Linked DNA regions of Homo sapiens: region 1 is linked to region 2. Evidence: chromatin contacts called from ENCODE Hi-C or POLR2A ChIA-PET data. All regions are on one chromosome and are shown on one strand. Each heading gives the region's core, a stretch centred on a gene start or an enhancer-like site at or near the end of the contact. The rest is flanking DNA. Distances are from core to core; before and after follow the strand shown.

What was found. Hi-C counts contacts between places; a loop is a spot of excess contacts on that map. ChIA-PET counts read pairs that join two places held with the same protein, here RNA polymerase II (POLR2A). Pooled maps may share reads with other maps.
Region 1: a map of PC-3 shows a loop between it and region 2 (4-fold over the local background). The contact joins two enhancer-like sites. A Hi-C loop is called at or near these places in 6 of 168 maps with a recorded cell type or tissue (CD14-positive monocyte, PC-3, dorsolateral prefrontal cortex and 2 more), 21 of 37 single-sample maps with no recorded cell type and 7 of 50 pooled maps. POLR2A ChIA-PET finds 5 or more read pairs at or near these places in 2 of 52 experiments (B cell and common myeloid progenitor, CD34-positive).

The regions. Positions count from the first base shown.
Region 1 is chr12:29,238,716-29,245,757 of GRCh38, reverse strand. The region is part of intron 1 of FAR2 (fatty acyl-CoA reductase 2); the gene reads right to left. Among named protein-coding and RNA genes, the nearest start is that of FAR2-AS1, 76 kb to the left of the region's middle. Within about 2 kb of position 3,522, at least 19 of the 41 ENCODE cell types and tissues checked have a DNase peak (open chromatin) inside an H3K27ac peak, as active enhancers do; they include CD14-positive monocyte, PC-3 and endothelial cell of umbilical vein, where a contact is called at or near this core.
Region 2 is chr12:29,160,416-29,167,298 of GRCh38, reverse strand. All of the region lies in intron 1 of FAR2 (fatty acyl-CoA reductase 2), which reads right to left. Among named protein-coding and RNA genes, the nearest start is that of FAR2, 15 kb to the right of the region's middle. Within about 2 kb of position 2,383, at least 10 of the 41 ENCODE cell types and tissues checked have a DNase peak (open chromatin) inside an H3K27ac peak, as active enhancers do; they include CD14-positive monocyte, PC-3 and endothelial cell of umbilical vein, where a contact is called at or near this core.

The DNA.
Region 1 (7,042 bases), core at 2,273-4,772, 77 kb before region 2:
AGAAGAATAGATGACAACAGAAGATGGAAATCCAATGCCAGCATAAAGAGGTAGATTTTTATAGGGACTGGATATTTCTGAGCAATAAAATTATAATGACCAGAAGAGGCTGAGAATGAGACAAGAAACACATCTGGAGTCTATTTCAATGATCCAGGCCAGAGGTATTGAGGAGTTGAACTGGGGCAAGGAGTAGTGGTTCTCATACTTTAACGCAAATCAGAAAGAACCATCTGGGAAGTTTACTTATTAAACTTGCAGATTTGGAGACCCCCCAAGCCCAACCCCATTCTGATTCAGGGGATGACTAATTTAATGAGTACTGACACATAAATAAAGCAGATGTGGGTTTGAATTTTAGCTCTACCACTTACTAGCTATGATCTTAGGCAAATGACAGGCCATACCAGTTGCTATTTCCTCATTTGTAAAGTAAGAACAATATTATTGGGAAGACTTACTTTAAAAGGGCAGACAGGGCCAGGCGCAGTGGCTCACGCCTGTAATCCCAGCACTTTTGGAGGCTGAGGTGGGCGGATCACGAGGTCAAGAGATTGAGACCATCCTGGCCAACGTGGTGAAACCCCGTCTCTTACTAAAAATACAAAAATCAGCTGGGACTGGTGGCGCATGCCTGTAGTCCCAGCTACTCGGGAGGCTGAGGCAGGAAAATCGCTTGAACCCGGGAGACGGAGGTTGCAGTGAGCCAAGATCATGCCACTGCACTCCAGCATGGCCGTAGAGTGAGACTCCATCTCAAAAAAAAAAAAAAGTGCGGACAGAAACTGGCGTGTTTTACAGTTGAGTCAATGAGGCTGGAATGGAAGGGATGGGTGGTAGAAACACTGGAAGGACAATGTGCTTTTTCTCTTAAACTCTTATCATATTTGATCTTGTATATTTGTGTCCATGATTTTCTGCTGTACAAGTTCTTTAAGGGTAGAGACTTTAGTCATTGTTGTATAGCCTAGATAGTGTAATTGAATGAATAAGTTCTGTCAGATCTTGTCTCTAGCTGCATTTGTGTTCATCATCGATTTCATATCATATGCTTGGGTTCTTTAGGGTGGGAACAATAGATTCACTTTGCATCTCTAGTGCCTGGGAAGCTCTCAGTGTCCAATCAATGCTGTTTAAGAGAATGAATAAACGAGGAAATGGATGGATAAATGGATGTTTGGAGGATGAAGTGCACACTAGTAATGGCTGAATGCTAGGCCGGGTCTCTTTTCTCTGAAATCCTGGTCTCCAGGGTCTCTGCTACACAAAATGCAAGAAGCTCTGCCTGTCACTTTGAGATATACAGTTCCTAAGAGGTTGTGTGAACCAACTGGCTTGGAACATATTTCTGTTAAATCACTGGAAGAAATTTAGCATTTAGAGTTCAAAGTTGGCACCACTTCACACTGACACTAATAAGAAGCTACTTTATGTCACCATGTCACCTTTCTTTCCTGTTCACTGAACAAGGCTTTAAAATTGTATTTAATGTGTTCATTGGCACATTCTTTCCTGAATTCAGCATTTTTGGAGCATGAAGTGACCAAAATAGTCATTTTTGATTTTGTATAAGTTCTATGATGAATCATTTGATTATTTTTAACTCAATCAGATATTGGGAGCACTGGTGAAAAAAGAACATACAGGAATATCCAAATGACATAGCAGATAATAGGAAAGGTAATGTCTACTATCACCACAATAGCTATTTGATATAAGTTGGGAAATTCATTCATTCATTCATTCATTCATTCAACTGCTGATTAAATGTACACTATGTTCCAGGGATTGTGCTACATGCTGGGGATACTATGATGAACGAGACACCACCTGTTCAGTATGAGGTGCTTTGTCTCTCATCTTTTAAAGGTTCTTATTATTGAGTTTTTAACAACTGCAGATGCCTTTAAACTCATTGATATTCCAAGAAGAATACATCCTGAACTCAACATGATGTTAAAGACTTACTAGAGCCCTGGAGTTTCTTTTGGACTTTAACAGTTCCTAGAAGAGAAATGAATGGGATGGCAGTTTCAGACTTTCCTAAGGAATTCAGAGGTATTAGGCCTATAACTGCTACACCATTCCAACGCTGGCATAATTCCACAGAAAATGACCAGGATATATCAACATAACCTGAGCTTCTCCACATCTGCCCATTTCTAATCCAAGACTCCAACACTGAGATCAAGAAAAACATACCAGATAGCAGTGGTTTCAAACACTTGATGAGTTATATTATTTACTGAGCACCTGCTACATGACTGCTCTCTGATGAATGCTTCATTGAAACTGAATTTACAAATGAGAAATAAAAATGAAAATAATAAAATAGAACTTTGACCTACAACCGGTAGCAACTTGCCCAGGAAACCAACCCCTTATCTGTAATAAACAATCCAGGAAGCCAGCCTGCTATAAGTCAGACTTGCAGGAAACCAGATTGCTATCTCCAGTGACAATCCAGGAAGATAAATGATCATTTCTGTAACAACTGGCCCCAAACTGACAAGACTTAATTACTGACAGCTTCCCTAATTTTGGCCCCACTTCCAAGTTAACACCAACCACAGAAAATCAAAAATACATCCCCTAACCAATCACGCAGGGTGCCCCACCTCTAGCTGGCCTGCTTATAGCTTCCCCATGCAACAGCCTCCAATCAGGGCAGAGCTGAAGCCTTCCCGTTTTCCACTATAATGCTTTCCCACTCTCCTGCGTGCCTTTGAGTCTCTGCTAAAATGTTAAGTGATGGTGGCTGACTCCCTTGCTGTAGCAAGCTTGGAACAACTAGCCTTTCTTTTTCTCATTTGGTAGATTTTCATTTAGTTCCACATAACTATTATACCCATTTTTACAGATAAGGGGATTTATAAAGATTAGCTTTTAAATGGGCCACACAAGAAGCAGAGCAAGAGTTGGAACCTGATCTCCCTCATTCCAAAGTTATCCTATTAACTAGTATCCAAATGTAGAAAAGAAAAGAGAGGTTTTTCCTTTACTGTCCTCTGCCATACCTACTCTGTCATTTTGAGTACTTTCCTCTTTCCTTGAAAGAAAGTGACTCTAATATCGGCCTGCAGGCCTGCTGGTTTTGCAGACAAATGCAATTCAGATACACTGGTAAGAGTTTAAGGCGATACTGAGGATGATAATGGCAATCCTACTTCTGTATTTCTTTACCATAGGTTGAATATATGAACAGTTGGGAGCCCAGCAGGTGGTGAGACTTGAGTTGCTCCTGGGGAAACAGTTCTCTGTACTGTCACTGTGTCACAGGACCACAGTGCTGCTCACTTCTGCTGCTTCCCAGTGACTCAATTAGGGAATTGCACTTAGTAAGTGTGGGCGTTTATGTAACTTGAAAGCATTTCAACATAACATGCCAGCTTGAGAACACAGGATTTCAGCACAAGCTTATTCACTGAGAGGACTGGGTAAACTCCCTAGTATAATGCTGTTCAGAGGTCAAAAAGAGAAGTGGATTAACAATAATTTTTTTAAAGAAGCTTTTTGTCTTCATTACTACACCTTATTTGTCATTTTGAGTCACCCAGTTCTAAATGGAGTGAAGCCAAGGGAAAGGCCTCAAATACATAAACTTCCTTTCTAGCTCCTCAGAAGTCTTGAAGTCGTGTGTCACACTGGTGTGACTCCTTCGGTGTAAAGTGGCGTGCTGAGCATTAACACGGATGTTTGCAAACATTTGAGGCAAGGCCTATGCTCTGTGTTCAGACTTAGCACCAGGAGAAGCCCACATTGCTCCCACATTTGCCATCCTCAGCTGTCACAGAATACATGGGCTGAGGTGATTTCTCTGTAGAGACTCTAGTGAGGAAAGGGGGGATTTGTTCACAGCTTCGATGCACGCACCCAGGGGGTGCTACACCCATCAGCAATTCTCTCTGGAATCAACAATTCCCTGGAGCATCTGAGGTGCTCCTGCCTCCTCGGAAATGAAAAGCAGGAAAAACGGCAAGCAACCCAAGTCCTGCTGCTGGAATAGGCAACAGGAAACAGGAGACTTTTCGTTTTGAAGGTGTTTGCCCTGCTTTTTATTTCAAATATTGATCTGGGAAAGGAAGGGAGATTTTACATTTCATACGTCTTTTAAAAAGAACTCAGCATCAAAGGAAACATTGAGAACATTGTCAGGTTGTGATAAAGTCTGCAAAAAACACCTCAGTGTGAGAGAATAAAAAAAGAAATAAGAGAATTAGCTGGAGAGATAAGAGGAAGGAGAGGGAGAACAAACTCATTTTTTTTCCTGCAGAGAAGGGAAAAATACTGAGTAGTATATACACACTAAAACAGAAACCATGATGTACAGAATAACTAGATCAATCTAAATAAATAAAGAAGATCAATCTAAATTTACAGAAATTCCTCTTTCACTTTCTTGAGAAAGTCTTTCCAGATTTCCATCAGATACAAAATAGAAAGCCACAGCAATATTAGAAGAAGAAAAAAAAAGATGAAGTGGAGACATGTATACATACACATTTTGGCATATGTGTACATACATACAAAAGCATCCACACATTATATTTGTACACACACATACATTATATGTGTAGCATGTGCATAGCTTAATCTTTCTTTAGTACACATTCAGAGTGGCACTTTCAATACTAGCTTTTAAATACACAATGAGGCCGGGTGCGTGGCTTATGCCTGTAATCCCAGCACTTTGGGAGGCTGAGGTGGGTGGATCACTTGAGGTCAGAAGTTCGAGACCAGCCTGGTCAACATGGTGAAACCCCGTCTCTACTAAAAATACAAAAACTAGCTGGATGTGGTAGTGCATGTCTGTAATTCCAGCTACTCAGGAGGCTGAGGCAGGAGAATCACTTGAACCCAGGAAGCGGAGGCTGCAGTGAGCTGAGATCGTGTCACTGCACTCTAGCCTGGGTGATGGAATGAGACTCAGTCTCAAAAAAAATATATAAAAAAAAATATACATACACACACACACACAATGACATTCCTAGTGCTTTAGAGAAACGTACATATATTTTTAAGATGTATACCTTGTGCCTGTGATTAATTACAAAGTTCAGTTACCTTTTTCAATGACTTCATCTCTGGATATAGTTACTAAACGCTGCCTGACTACATTCCAGAGAGGAGTAAGAGAGCTTGAGTGCCTGGTGGGAGAGGGAATGCCCATGAAGCAAACTGGGCTGTGGATGATGAGACAAGGCAGTAAATTCACATTTTCAAATTAAAAAAAAAACAACCCATTTTGTGCCATGATTTCTCTGTGTCACCTCACCCCTTCTGGGAGTGCTTGCTACACAGTTATATTGGTGGTACTTTTGGAAAGTGGAGCAGCGTCGGCCATTGGAAGTCATATGGAAGGAGGAGTCCTGACAGGTAGTGAGCCAATTAGCAGGGAGAGGAAGAATTGCACGGAAGCAGGACTTCAGAGTGGGAGTTGATGGTGAAACTACAAATTGGCCAGGAATCCCTGGAAATGCAGGTGTAAGCTCTGACTTCCAGAATGCTTGGAATCTGGCATGAGTTATGTTTTTGCTTACTAAAGGGAAGGTTGACTCCAACCTGTCATTAAAATATCTGAAATTATACTATTTTGTATAAACAGTGGTAAGTGAATCTTATGAGCCACGCTGTCGACAGCTGGAGTCAGGAGAATATAAACATTTGTCTTTTTGATAGAGAAAGAGATTTTGGAAGCTCTTGGAACGATGGAAGATGTGAAGGCTAGAAAATTGGGGCAGCAGATACCATCTCAAACATAGGATAAAAGTAATGTGGAAAGTAAGAGCCAGATGACTGGATAGTGGTTCTCTGAAAAGGACTAATATAGGGGCAAAGAATACCTAAATCATCTTTCTGTTTTAAAACATGGAAAGCTATCTGTCCTTCTTGTGTAGCAACAATAAATAAAATACAACAATAAGATTTCTGTCATTAATAAAGCCAGAGGATATATATTAATCATCTACTTAGAAGAATTTTCAAAACCTGAGTTCATATATATAAAGGATTTGCCAGATTTTAAATTATTATTACATTGTTGAAGGATAATATTTCTCTGCCTTTGCACTTTGAAAAAATATAAAATCTTTGGTTATGATGACTTTGGGGGACATTTGTTTTGTGGCTTTCCAGCATTTTCCTCTACTGGTCATCACCTCACATCATCTCTTCCCACGTGGGTAGTCTTTTGGGAGCTGTTACTCAAGATGCTCTGCCCTCTTAGCCAAGGGATAAAATTTTTAACTTTGAGTAAAAGGACACAAAGTTTTATACACACACACACACACACACACACACACACAGTTGATTCATTTAGCTGTGGCACATTGGCCAGATAATCTAGTCAATTAATACTTTTCTAGATACAAAAAAACAGGACTTTGATAGCTCTTAGGAAATGGAAAGGGTTTCCTGCCCTTTCTCATGCCAGTTCTCTAGCCATTCCATTGATTGTGTGGCTATCCCCTTTACTTCCAGTAAATTCCCTATTTGTTTAGTTTGCTAAGGAAGGTAGAATTCTAAGATGAACCCTAGTGACTCACTCCGTGTGTAATCCCCTCTCCTTGTGAACAGGCAGGTCCTATAACTTGCTTCTAACAACAATACAGCAAAGCTGATGGACCATACTTCCATGAGTGTTACTTATTATGTCAAAAGTGAAGAGATTTCACAGATGCAATTAAGCTCCTTAACTGCCTTTAAGTAATTTAAAGGGGAGATTGTCTTTGGCTGGCCTGACCTAATCAGGTGACCCCTTCAAAATAAGTGACAGGCTTTCTGAAGAAAGAGATTATTTTACTGGCTTTGAAGAAGCAAGCTTCCATGACTTCTACAACTCACGGAAGCATGGAAACTGTGAGATCATAATTACATGTTGTTTTAAGCCACTAAAGTTTGGGTCATTTGTTATAAAACAATAGAAAACTAATACAGTTTCCTTAGTTGGCTTATTTTGCTTTCAATCAAAGAACTCTGATAAAATGTGGGATCCCTGGAAAAGTTCCTTGGTTGAAATATATAAAGCATATTTTGATCAATA
Region 2 (6,883 bases), core at 1,134-3,633:
ATATAATGTTAATTTAAAAGTTGCAAGTAAAGGAAAAAGCTCCTGGAAAGGGGTAAATATTTATAACAACTCCTTCAGATAGAATAGAAAACACACCAGAAACCAGCAAAGAAGCTGAAAGCAGCAGAGTATCCAATGGGGATAGCGATGGATTTGTACCATCTCCATTTCATACACATACTTACCTGGTTTTTCTCCAGCAACGCCTGACTGCTGGTGGTTGGAGCAGGAAAAATCGATTATTGGCAAGATCCAAATTGGGAGTAACAAATAAAAAGGGTAGGAATAGAAGCAGTTGGCAAGGGTACTCTTAAAGTAATTGACCTAGGCTACACAGAGAAGGAAGCAAGATCCAGAGGAAGCTCATTGACTATGAGAAAGTGCATATGTTTATCTGTATCAGGGGCAGGGATCGTGGGGAGTTTAAAGAATGAAAGTCCTGCTGAACTGGAACCATAGCTATAGGGGGAGAAAGAAACTAAGAGAGCTGGAAGTAAAGAAGGTCACTGTCCAAGAGTGAACTGTCAGATTTAGAGATTTCAGATATAGCTGTCTGGAGCAATGTCAAAGCCTGAGGACTTGCCTTGGAAGTAGGTTTCTAAAAATCGGGTGCTTTAGTGCTTAAAATGAAAACTGATGAAAGTGTGAGGTCAAAGCATCAGAGTGCTGAATGTTCATCCACATGGACTTCAATGTTAAGAATACTCTCAGAAGTAGGAAAGGAGAGGACATATGTGAGCCACATATTTGATAAATATCAGGGAATAATCTGGAGGTGACGGGCAACAGCAACAAGGACTGACAGAAGCTATGGAAATTGCCAAAGAGGAGAGGCTTTCCTTTTGGTCAGAAAGCAGAGATCTGCATTATCAACATGGAAAGATAAGACAACACTTGGTCCACCTCACAAGGTTACTCAGGGACTCACATAAAATAATGGACATAATAAGTCCTCCAAGGAGTGTTAAATGTAATTTAAATGAAAATTACTATTATCATGTATAAAATTATGTATAGATATAGATATTAAAGTCTGTACACACACACACAAAAGACCTTATCAGTCTTAGATACTGTCAATACCATTTACTATTAATATATCAGCAACTCTTATAATTTACATCTTAGACTTTATATTAACAATTCTCAAAGCATTTCATGCACATATTTCAGTATCTTCTCACAAAAACCTTGGGAGATAAATAGTGTAGATGTTGTTATTCACAGATGAGGAAACTGAGGATCAGAGACAAGTAGTGATTTGGCTAAGGCCGCTGTTAGTGACAGAGCCAAGACTGAAATTTTGATGAAAGAAATTTACAACTTCTAACTGCTATAGGACAGGAGAAAGCTTTTTACCAGGTGTTTATTTGCTTCCTGTTTTTCCTATACAACAACATCTAGGACATTTGGACACCTGATAACTCTGTTCTATATTTTTTTTCTTAATTACCATGTATTAGAATATTAGAACTCTGTGAACTTAAATGTATTGAATTTGCAAGGAAACTCTAACCTCAACAGCTAATTTCCTCTTCAAGGCTCCAAATGTTTACCTATTTGGTACAACTGCTTTCCAAACTGTCCTTGATAACAAAGACACTCTGTTCTTGAAAAATTTGATCATCGAAAAAGAAGAAAATCATTTTTCATTGATTTTCAGGCAAATATGATGCTACTTTTAATAGAAATGTGTCTACTACATTCAAACAAAATGGGAATATTTCAACACCCAAAGCATTCTTTAGGTTAGTTCTCAAAGGAGATTTTTGAGTTGGAACTCTCTCCTAACCAAAATTATGCTTTCAATAATAACTATATTTTTATGTTAATTGCTTGCTTAATGATTACATTTTAAACTTTGTGGGCCTAATTTTCCTCGTCTGTGATCCCTGGGATTGATGCGACAAACTTTTTGTAAAGTGTCTTGCACTTGTGAAACATTCAGTAATTAGTAAGGGTGATTTTAATCAGCCATAATTTGTAATTCTGAATTTCATCCTTAGAGTATTTCCTTCTTTTGTGTAAAATGTATCACTAGGGTGACACCAACAAGAGAAAATAAACTATTGCAAACTTGAATGGTTGCAAACTTGAAACCACAGCCTAACGTAGGAGAGGTTTACATACTAATTACTTAAAATGTGAAGCAGATAGGGAATCATCTCCTTAAGCAAGATACAAATACCTGAAAACAAAGAGAAAATATTCAGCAACTTCAGCTACATTAATAGTAAGAACTTCTGTGCTTCAAAAACACACAAAAAAGGAAGTGAAAAGACAATTCACAAACTGGAACATATATTATAAACCAACAGTATGAGTCATCGTTAATCTGTTTATGACACCAGGCAACAGCAAGTAAATAGTTCTGTAAGGAACTCCACTCATACTGCTTTTACTGCTAGGGTGTCCAGCTTGCTACTGTGTCCCTGTGATTTAAAAGACACAGGAAAGATACATCTTTAGTTTAGTTTTGTTTTTCCTGCTTCTTTAACATCTCTCTGCATCTTGGTTCATGCACAATTGGAGACTCATCACACGAACAGTCTAAGACTCGTCAAAGTCATGCAACTAGAACAGGGTTCTTCAGTAGCCTCTGTGTCTGTCCTACTCCTCAGTTCATGGCTCAGAGCTGGAGCTCCCTTCACTCTCCCCTCCGTTCTTCCCTCTTCTTAGCCTTAGATATGCCCTTCTCCTTTTCCCGTCTCTGCAGGGCCAGCCGGGGTGTCCAGAATACCAAGGGCCTTCAGATGTTGGATGACCAGTATGTCACCAATATCACACCCTGTGAGGGAGATGGAAACTAGGCCTGCTGGTACCAAGAGTTGGGCTAGGGAGGGAGTGAGGGTGGAGGACAAAAGAACAGGGAGAGGAAGCTAGCTCATCCGAGAACTTTGATGCTAAATTTCCTTTTGGAGCAGAAGCCAATTCCTGTCTAGATGCAGGCATGAGAAACAAGCAAAATGGCAGCAGCCGCGTCGGCAAAAGTAAACCCAGCTGTATTCCTAGGGACTAACTGCCTCATCAAGGCCTCGTGCCTGCATAAGTGAAGAATGGGAAAGAGACCTAAATAGGTGTACTATGCAATTCCTGATTGTTCTTCCTAAATGAAGCTTGGTGCAATCGATTTTGAAAAAGCTAAATGGCCTTAATAATAAGGGAAACACTTCCATAGTACTGTATTACGTGTTGAGCTCTGTCCTAAGCAGGTAACACACACGAACTCATTTACTTCTCAGTACAGCCCCTTAGAGGGTATCTATTATTAGGTCAAACCATATGAAATTGCCAACACTCAACCATTTTGACCTACAAAGGGCAATTGTGCATGGTTCAATCTGCATTTCACCTGCATTTTACAGATGAAGAAAGCCAAATGCAGAACATTCAAGTAACTTGCTAGTAAGTGACAAACCCTGATCTAGGCAATAGGGCTCCTGTTTCTGTGGCCGTGATTAACTGTGGAAATATCTGCCTCTCTACCACACTGAAATAAAATGATGGAAATGGTTTCTTCCAACCTAAAAATTCTATCCACGAATCTGTCTCCCAGTCTCCACACACCTATCTCTTCTTGACTTGCCTGTTTCTTTTGAAATGATATCACTGCTCACTCAGTCACTCAGCTGGAAATCTAAGAATGGATTTTGATTTCTTTATTTCTCTACCACCAGAATTCAAATCATATTTATTAAGTCTATCTCAGCAGAAGCTGCAGAATCATAGGACATGAGAGTGGAAAGGAACTTTAAAGATAATCTAGTCGTTTATCTGATGTAGACATAGAGCACAATCAGGACAATAGTCTGAACTCCTGGGTTCTGGTCACTGCTCTTCTCTGTCTACTACAGTTGTCACAATGGACAAATGCTGTGGATAATACCTCTTTGCTTCTCCAGAACTTCGGGACCAACTGTAATGCTGTAACTCTCACATATGACAATAGCTTGACTCACTAAACACATACTCAGTGTCAATCACTCTTCTAACGGAAGAATGAATTAGCAGATCAACTCTATGGTGGTTACTATTATAAACCCCATTTAACAAATAGAAAACTAAGGCACAGAGAAATAAAGTGATTTGTCCACGGTCACACATCTTGTAGACTAGCTCTAGAGGCTATGTCCTCCATTCATCCTTCATCCTGTCCTATCCTTCAGTGGGCAAACCTCAGACTTTGAGAAGGGGTTCCCAGGTCTCCCCTCACTCTGGGCTGAGTTGAATGTCCTATCTGCCAAACTCTCACAGCCTCTATTCATTATCACATTTATGTAAGTGACTACTTAGTTGTCTATTTTCTCCACTGGATTGCAAATGCCTTCAGGGCAATGACTGTGTTTTACTCTTCTTAATATTCACAGAATTTAATACAATACTTGGTACAATAATCATTGAATAAATACTCGTTGAATGAATGCGTCAAAGAATGAATGGCCACCTAGCTAATCTTTCTGCCTTCAATCTCTCCTTATTCCATGTCTTCCACCTTGATGAGAGTTGGGGGAACTAATGAGACAGTAAATGTGTGAGTATAATGAAGACAAGTGGGCCTTGTCTTCATTTGCCTTCCTTAATAATAAAAGATAAGCCTTTTGGTTATTTCTCCCCAAATGTTTGGTCAAGACCTTTCCACACTATTAATTTTTTTCACCAATAACCCTTATGTCTAGGATCCAAATTAATTTTAAATTGTATACTTTGATTTTTTAGAGTGATCTATTTCCAAGGGGATGCATTTATTTGTTTTATTTTACTTAATCTATTAGACCAGAAATTAGGTTCCTGCAAGCAGATTAAATGAGCATTTGACCTTAACACTGAACAGCCTAGGCTATTCACAGTCAAAATGGGCTGCAGAAGTCATTATAGTGAGATATGTTTTAAATGACTTGATCCTTAAATGTGTTCATTCTGAGGCATCCAGACTGCTACTGTGTGCCCGTGATTTAAAATGAAATGCAGAATTCTAATGATTAATGTAGAGTCAATTGAATATCCACATGGAAAAACATGTATTTTATTTCTCACATCACACAAAAAATTAATTTCAGATGGATAGTATAACTTTTAGTGTAAAAGGCAAAACAACACAATTTTTAGAAAAGAACATCTTGCTTCATGAGTAGGCAAAAAATACTATGAAGAACACCACTAATAAATTGAACTCTATTAAGATTAAGAATTTGTGTTCATTAAAAGATAAAAAAGAGCAAAAAGGCCAGGCATAGATTGGGAGAAGACATTGACAAAGCACATATCTAACAAAGGAATTGTATCCAGAACATATAACGTATACCCACAAATAACTATGAAAAAGATAGATAACCCAATAGACAAATGAGCAAAGACTTGGGGGACATCACAAGAGAAGATATCCAAGTGGCCAAAAAATATATAGAAAGGTGCTCAATCTTTTCACTCACCAGAGAAATACAAATAAAACTACCATGCCTCACAACTACTCTCTCACCCAAATGGTTAAAATGAAAATGACAGAAAATAAGAAGTGTTGACAAGAATGTGGAACAAGGGAAATTCTTGACTACCACTGCTGGGAGTATTACTTGAACGATCACTTTGGAAAACGCTTTGGCAGATTTATTAAAGCTCTTTGCATAAAGCAATTTCACACCTAAGTATACCCCAAAGAAATGTGTACGTATGTTTAACAAAAGACATTCTCAAGAATGCTCATAGCAGCTCTAGTCCTAAGAAACTCACAATGGAAACTACTAAAGTCTTCATCAACAGAATGCATAAAGTATGGCATATTCACAGTATGGAGTATTACACAGCAATGTGAATGAATAATCTACAAATACACACAATAATTTGAAAGATCTCACAAACATAATATTGAGTAAATAAGCCAGATGTAAAAAAAAGTATTACTATATAATTTCATTTATACAAACTCCAAAAACTGGTAAAGCTAATCTATGTTTGAACTTGGCTAATCTGTGACTTAGAAGTCAAGACAGTGGATAATCTGGGAGGCACTAGGTACTGACTGCCCAGGAGTATGAGGGGAGCTTATAGGATGCTGATAAATGTTTTTCTGCTTTTCTTTTTTAACTTGGAAGATAGAATCTGGGAGGTGTCTGTGTGTGTTAAATGCATTTGTGATATATTCACTTTTCCACACAGATGTTATACCTAAAAAATAATAAAGATCATGTGGAGAAGAAACTCTTGGTGAAGTCAGTAGTCATTACTTATGTTCACTATTAATCCATACCAAAAATATATGTACTTTTTTTTAGTACACAGAAAGTGGTTTGCAGATAGTTTCATCTCATTTTCCATTGTGATAATAAGAAGTCAAGTAATAATTTCCTGGGTGTTATGGGTTGAATTGTTTTATATGTTGAAGTCCTAAACCTCAGTACCTTAGAATGTGACCTTATTTGGAAATATGATCACTGCAAATACAATTAGTTAAGATGAGGTCATACTGGAGTGGGGGGGGGTCCCTAATCCCATATGATGGATGTCTTTATAAAAAGACAGATATACGCATAGAAAGAAGAGGATGTGAGACACAAGGAGAAGACAGCCATCTATTAGCAAAGAGAGGTCTGGAACAGATCCTTCCCTCACAGCTCTCAGAAGCCAACCCCGCTGACACCTGGATCTCAGACATCTAGCCTCCAAAACTGTGAGACAATACACTTCTTTTGGTTAAGCCGCCCAGTTTGTGGTACTTTGTTACAGCAGCCCTAGCAAATGAATACATTGGGAAGACTGAAAGGTTAAGTAACTTGCCTTTGAATACAGCCATATAGCAGGAAGTTAAGTAACTTGCCTTTTGATACGCAGCCATATAGCAGGAAGTGAAGGTGATATCAAGGGTTCTTCTGCACCGGAAACACCCACC